Linked DNA regions of Homo sapiens: region 2 is linked to region 1. The links are chromatin contacts, found by Hi-C or POLR2A ChIA-PET in ENCODE. All regions are on one chromosome and are shown on one strand. The core of a region is the stretch at or near the end of the contact, and the rest is flanking DNA. Distances in the headings are between cores, read along the strand shown. Region 1 overlaps VIPR2 (vasoactive intestinal peptide receptor 2). Region 2 overlaps LOC124901795 (a long non-coding RNA gene).

The links. Hi-C counts contacts between places; a loop is a spot of excess contacts on that map. ChIA-PET counts read pairs that join two places held with the same protein, here RNA polymerase II (POLR2A). Pooled maps may share reads with other maps.
Region 2: a loop to region 1 is called in a pooled map, with 2.4 times the contacts of the local background. The contact joins two enhancer-like sites. A Hi-C loop is called at or near these places in 4 of 50 pooled maps. POLR2A ChIA-PET finds 5 or more read pairs at or near these places in 2 of 52 experiments (HEK293T and PC-3).

What each region holds. Positions count from the first base shown.
Region 1 is chr7:159,029,160-159,032,449 of GRCh38, reverse strand. It overlaps VIPR2 (vasoactive intestinal peptide receptor 2), which reads left to right. Exons shown (of 13, transcript NM_003382.5): 11 at 383-512; 12 at 581-622; 13 at 1,661-3,290. The coding sequence ends at 1,834. Among named protein-coding and RNA genes, the nearest start is that of LINC00689, 22 kb to the right of the region's middle. RefSeq lists an enhancer at 583-1,235. Within about 2 kb of position 1,814, at least 22 of the 41 ENCODE cell types and tissues checked have a DNase peak (open chromatin) inside an H3K27ac peak, as active enhancers do.
Region 2 is chr7:158,975,297-158,978,634 of GRCh38, reverse strand. It overlaps LOC124901795 (a long non-coding RNA gene), which reads right to left. Exons shown (of 2, transcript XR_007060626.1): 2 at 1-1,967. Among named protein-coding and RNA genes, the nearest start is that of LINC00689, 31 kb to the left of the region's middle. RefSeq lists enhancers at 1,812-1,861, 1,872-1,991, 1,933-2,673. Within about 2 kb of position 1,439, at least 9 of the 41 ENCODE cell types and tissues checked have a DNase peak (open chromatin) inside an H3K27ac peak, as active enhancers do.

The sequences.
Region 1 (3,290 bases), core at 565-3,064:
CCAGCCTTCTTGTCCCATGCCTGCCTCAGGATGGGCCGGGCTCCCAGGCGGGGCCTGTGTAGGTTTGGGGTCACTCACAGGGAATCTTGCCCCTGCCAGCCATGAACCCCAGGACACAGCGTGTGTCCTTGTGAGGGAATTTGGGAGAAACGGACACTTCCGGAATGCACGTTCCCAGGCCCTGAGTGCTAGATATGCACAGGGGCCTCAGACATAAACGTAAAGAAACAGTGGTTTTTCTTGTTGGGCGGGGACTCCAGCAGTGGAGAGGAGGTGTGGAGCCCCTCCCACACCCAGCTGCCCCCTCCTGAGAAGGACCCAGCCAGGCTTGCAGAGGGTCCGAGGGTCCAGCAGCTGAGCTGGCTCATCTCCTTCTGTGCAGGAGGCTGGCCAAGTCCACGCTCCTGCTTATCCCGCTGTTCGGCGTCCACTACATGGTGTTTGCCGTGTTTCCCATCAGCATCTCCTCCAAATACCAGATACTGTTTGAGCTGTGCCTCGGGTCGTTCCAGGTAGGTGTGCGGAGGCGGCCGCCCTCCCCCGAGCGCGGGTCCTGCCTGACCATCTCTTCTCATTGCAGGGCCTGGTGGTGGCCGTCCTCTACTGTTTCCTGAACAGTGAGGTAAGTTCATGGCCGCCTTGGAACCAAGCACAGGTACTCACTTGCTTCCTGAGATGCTGCCCAGCCTGGTGCCGCAGCCCCCACACATGCCTGTCTTCCGCGGGCTCGAGTTACTGCCCGGGACCCCACAGTTCTGTGTCCCCATCAGAGAACCCACAACGACACAGGCAAACCCACTCTTCTGGGCCCAGCTTCCAAACCCCGCCGTCCTTCCGTCCACCCTAAGTAGCATCGACTGCCGTCCGTCTCGGAGCCCTCTCGGGAAAGCTCCCGGCCGGGTCTAGACAGAATCTGTTTTTCCCCATGGTCGGCGTCTCGCTCCTGACCATAGCTTGTGAGTCCCAGAAAGCCGGGCCTGGGTTGGGGGGTGGGGCTGCACAGCGTCCTGTGAGTCCCTGGGGAGGAAGCCCGGAGCCGAGCTCTGCCCTGCGTTCATTCCCAGCCAGGGAGGCTGTCTCCGGGCTGCTCCAACGGCCTGGCCCCGTCCCCTGACCCCTGACCCTCCCGCCCCACGCTGCGGTTGCTGGCGCTTTCTTTGCTTGACATGCAGCTTTCACCAGCACGGCTTCTGCAAAGCTGAGCCCGAGTAGTGCCACTTGTCCTCCTCCCTCCTCTGCCGTCCGGGCACCCCTCACTCATCCCCACCCCCTCCCAGGGCTAACATTCCCTGCCCGCTGGGAACAGGGAAGGAGACGGAGGCCCAGCACCGTCACAACCCCGGCTGCTAAGGAAAATCTTTTCAGAGAAATATTAACTATCTGAGACTGTGGGACTGCGCTTACCGCGGCAGTGGCGATCCCCGAACCACCCACGCACAGTCTTAGAGTCTGGCAGCGTCCCCCGCCCTCCTGTGGCCGTCCAGTTCCCGCTCCCTCCAGCCTCTGCCCCCAAGGCCGTTTCTGTTTCTGTCCATCTGCTGGCAACACAGATACGGGAGCAGGCGGGAGGGAGAGCTGGAGGCTCGCGGGCCGCGCTTCCCATAGCAGCCGCCCGCACCTGCCCAGGCTCACGGGCGTTCCCGCTGCCCTCACCTCCCAGGTGCAGTGCGAGCTGAAGCGAAAATGGCGAAGCCGGTGCCCGACCCCGTCCGCGAGCCGGGATTACAGGGTCTGCGGTTCCTCCTTCTCCCGCAACGGCTCGGAGGGCGCCCTGCAGTTCCACCGCGGCTCCCGCGCCCAGTCCTTCCTGCAAACGGAGACCTCGGTCATCTAGCCCCACCCCTGCCTGTCGGACGCGGCGGGAGGCCCACGGTTCGGGGCTTCTGCGGGGCTGAGACGCCGGCTTCCTCCTTCCAGATGCCCGAGCACCGTGTCGGGCAGGTCAGCGCGGTCCTGACTCCGTCAAGCTGGTTGTCCACTAAACCCCATACCTGGAATTGGAGTCGTGTTGTCATTGACTCGATTTAAACTCCAGCATTTAGATAATCTTGTGCAAAATGTGTTTCAGCCGTATAGTGGATCCACTTTTTTTTTTTTTTTTTTTTTTGAGACGGAGTCTCGCTCTGTCGCCCAGGCTGGACTGCAGTGGCCTGATCTCTGCTCCCTGCAAGCTCCGCCTCCCGGGTTCACGCCATTCTCCTGCCTCAGCCTCCCATAGCTGGGACTACAGGCGCCCGCCAACACGCCTGGCTAATTTTTTGTATTTTTAGTAGAGACAGGGTTTCACCATGTTAGCCAGGATGGTCTCGATCTCCTGACCTCGTGATGGGCCCGCCTCGGCCTCCCAAAGTGCTGGGATTAAGGCGTGAGCCACTGCGCCCGGCCCAAGAGAATAGGGGAGCCAAGGAGGAAATGTGGAAACGCAGTTGTGTGGCCCAGCACGAGCCTGGGCGACCACCGGGTGACATCCGTCCCACATCAGGGCGGCCTCCCAGGTCCCATAAGGGTAGCCCCCTCATCTGCAGGACAGAGGGAAGCCAGTCAGGGCCCCCCTGACGTTAGGACCAGGAGAAATCAACAGGAGGGCAGCCCGTCCTCTCTCTTGGGGCGCCCACCCGGCCCGGCTGAGCCCTGCCCCACCCAACTCCACAGGGCTGTTTTGCCTCCCCACGGAAGGCGGGCTGAGGAGACAACCAGATCAGGAGAGCAAGGTCATGAAGGAGGGGACCTCTCCACACAGGTGTTCCGTGGGACCCTCAGCAGCTCTGGCTCTGCCTCAGGAGGTCACCTGCCGCCCTGTGGGAGCCGCAGAGCCTGACGCTCAGCCCCAGGCCAGCTGCGGCCAGGCCTGCGGGCCCCTGGTGATGGGGTTACGTGGGGTGCGGGATACAGCTGAGTGGGAACCGGAAACCTATTCTCTTTTTAACAAAAATAATCTTAGGATAAGAATTATTTTAACAACATATAAAACTGTTTCAAGCCCTCCTCCCCAGAGCTGGCGCTCAGCAGCCCTAGCGGCTGCTCCTTCAGGCGAAGGGTGGTTTGCAGATGTGGGGAGGGTGTCTGGGGACGTTGCTGAGCCAGCTGCAGAAGGGTGGGGATATCAGGGCACAGTCTCCATGTGTGTGCCAAGCCCTGGCCCCCACAGCGCTCGATGGACCTCAGCAAGCTGCCCAGCCCTGGCCCAGGTGCCCCGACTGTGGGACTCAGTTGTTCTGAGCACATTTGACTCCACTTTTCCCTTAAAAATGAATGTCTTGTTCCTGTGCATTGGTGGCATCACAGACCCC
Region 2 (3,338 bases), core at 190-2,689, 53 kb after region 1:
GGACCATAAAAATAAGCCTTCAGTAATGTATAAAGAACCCCCACAACTCAACAACAAAAAAACAAACAGCTCGATTCAAAAATGGTCAAAGGACTTGAATAGACAATTTCTTCAGAGAAGACATACAAATGGCCAATAAACCCATGAAAAGATGCTCACTATCACAGGTCATTAGGGAAATTCAAATCAAAACCACAATGAGGTGCCACCTCACAGCCATTAGGGTAACAAGTATCAAAAATAGAAGACAGCAAGTGCTCGGGATGTGGAGAAACTGGAGGATGTGGGGACACCGGGACCCTTTACATTGCTTGAGGGGATGTAAAACAGGGCAGCCGCTGGGGAAGACAGTGTGGCGGCTCCTCAAAACCTTAAAAATAGAACTGCCATATGACCCAGCAATTTCACTTTTGGGTATTTCTCAAAAAGAACTGAGAGCAGGGACTTGGGCAGATGCCTGTGCACCCGTGTTTAGGGCAGCCTTATTCACACCCACTAAACATGGTCCAACCCAAGCGTCCGATAACGGATGAACGCATAAACAAAATGTGGTCTATCCATACGGTAAAGCATTATTCAGCCTTTAAAAAAGGAAGGGGATTCTGGCACCTGCCACAATGCGGATAAACCCTGAGGACATTATGCTCGGTGAAGTAAGCCAGACACAAAAGGCCCACGATGGTATGGCTGTGCTCAGAGACTGACGGTCATCAGATTCACAGAGACAGAAGGTAGAAGGGGGTGGGGGATGGGGAGCACTTGCTTAAAGGGACAGAATTTGTTGGGGAAAATGAAGGGGTTCTAGGGTGGACGATGGTGATGGCCACACATCATAGTGAATGCACTTAATGCCACACAACTGTGTACTTAAAAATAGTTAAAACCACTCATTTCACGTTAAAGAGCCTTCGGTGACAGTCTCAGGTGAGCTGATGTCATGAGCGGGAGACAGTGAGGGTGTGGACGTGTGGTTCATGGTGCAGCAGGGTCAGCCTTGGGGACCCAGAAAGCTGCACCGAATGTCGCCTCGGAAAAACGAAACAAAGTCAGGGCTCGCCCTCCCTTAAGTCTCCTCTTTCTGTTCGGACTTCACCTCCACCCTGCCTGTGTTCCTAACTTTGAAAGCTGTGGTGGGCGTGGGGAGTGGAGGAGCTGGGTGCCCCCCCGACCACCTGCCAGCCCCAGCTGGGAGCAGAGGCCTGAGGACGCGCACTGAGGGGCCAGGCGTGACCTTCTGCCTGTCATTTTTTCCTCTCTTCCTTTTTTTTTTTTTCGCTTTTCTTCAAGATTTTATCTTTTTGGAGCAGCTTTAAGTTCACATCAAATTACAAGAAAGGTACAGAGAGCTCCCACATACCTGACCCCCCAGAGCCTCTGCATTTCCAACAACGCCCAGCAGAGGGCGAATTTGCTACAGTTGATGAACCCACAGTAACGTCATTATCACCCAGAGCCACAGTTTTCATTAGGGCTCCGTCTCAGTGCTGTACGTGACGTTCTCATGGGATCTCTGGGGTGCCGATTTTTCCGGCCGGAAACCTCTGTGGCTGCAGCGCCTTTGCCAGAGCTCTTGTCCTGCGTCTAGGAAGAATGAGGTACGCAGACAAGTGAAGCGTGAAGAAGAAAAGTTGTATTTAGTGTCAGAACAGCTCAGAGGAGTGGGTGGCTCCTCTCGTAGGCAGGTCGTCTCTCGAGTGTTCAGCTTTCAGCAGAGAGGAGGCCCCAGAGAGGGAAGCTGCTCTCTGCAGGCAGGTCATTCAGATGTCTCTGCAGGTCTCTGAAGCTCTCAGCAGAGAGGGTAGCTCCTCTCTGTGGACAGGTTGTCTTGCCTTCTGCTGTTCTCAGTGGAGAGGGTACTCCTCTCTGCAGCTGGTCATCCCATCCGGTCGTCTCTCTGCCCTCTGTCCTCTTCATCCTGTGACCCTTCTCTGCCCTGCTCTGGCTGAGCCCAGAGCTTGTATGGACCTCTGAGGGGAGGAAGTGCATGCCGATTGGTCCATAAGTGGTCATGGGTGGGCCCAGAAGAGGCATCAAGAGTCCCCACTCCTGTCTGCAGCACTGGCAGCCCAGCCCCCAGCCTTCAGGCCCTCGCTGGCCTGAAGGTAGGGCCTTCCTGGGGACCTGCCCCTTCTACCCAGAAATCAATCTGCCTCCCACGGCCCTTCATGGCCCCTGGGCTTGGCCCCAGCCCCAGCTCTGAGATCGGAGCAGGCGCTAGGAGTGGAGAGAGGCCAGGCAGCAGAAGACACCCCCGAGCCTGCAGGGATGTGGTAGGGGGGGTCCTTCCTGGGGCCCCTGAGGGTGTAGGCTGCAGAAACACCCAGGTCCTGTACCCGGGAGGGCGGCCACAGCTGCACCTGGGAGCTCCCACCAACTCGGAAGGGGCAGGGCTCCTACTTGTCCCTAGCTCCTGCCCGCTTTTTGGAATAGGAGGCCCAGGTTTGCAGCCGTGGGTGCCGCAGCTGCAGCTGTACCCGGGAAGGCAGATCTTGCCTGTTCCCAGCTCCCTCAAGTGCACAGGGAGGCTCATATCCACAGCTGCAGTTTGGGCAGCTTCGTAGAGCAGGAGGCCTGGGTCTGCAGCTGTGGTTTGGGCAGGTGCAGCAGCACGGGGAGCACGGACAGCTCCCTTCCGAACTCAGAAGGGGCGGGGCACCCACTGGCTCCATGGAGTGTGAGGCCCCAGCCACGCTTCCCTGCTGCAGGCGGATGATGGCAGCAGCCACTGCTGTCAATGTAGGTTTGGCTACATGTGTAATGACACACATCCTCCATTATAGTATCATAGAGTTGTTCCACCGTCCCAAAAATATCCTGTGCTCCACCCATGCACCTCCCCTCCGTGCTCCACCCACGCACCTCCCCTCCGTGCTCCACCCACGCACCTCCCCTCCGTGCTCCACCCACGCACCTCCCCTCCGTGCTCCACCCACGCACCTCCCCTCCGTGCTCCACCCACGCACCTCCCCTCTTTGCCCCTCCTGTCTTCCTTCCCAGCTATGTAAACCCCTGACTTTAGCCGGGAAGGCGGGACGGATTTGAGTTTTGACTCCTGTCTCTCCAGCTGACACCGCCTGTAATAGAATAAAGCCTTCTTCCCCGGCAACTCTCTTTGTCTCAGAGACTGGGGGCTTTTTGTGCAGTGGGCAGCATGACCTGGACAGAACCCCTGGTGTTCGGGAACAACTTGTTGGAATTGTTGTTGGTATTGCATTAAATCTATGGATGAATTTGTGAGAAATTGACCTCTGATGATAGTGAGTCTTCCTGACCATGAATATGGAATATCTCTCCTTTCATTTAGTCCTTCTTTGACTTATTTCATCAGAGTTTTGTAG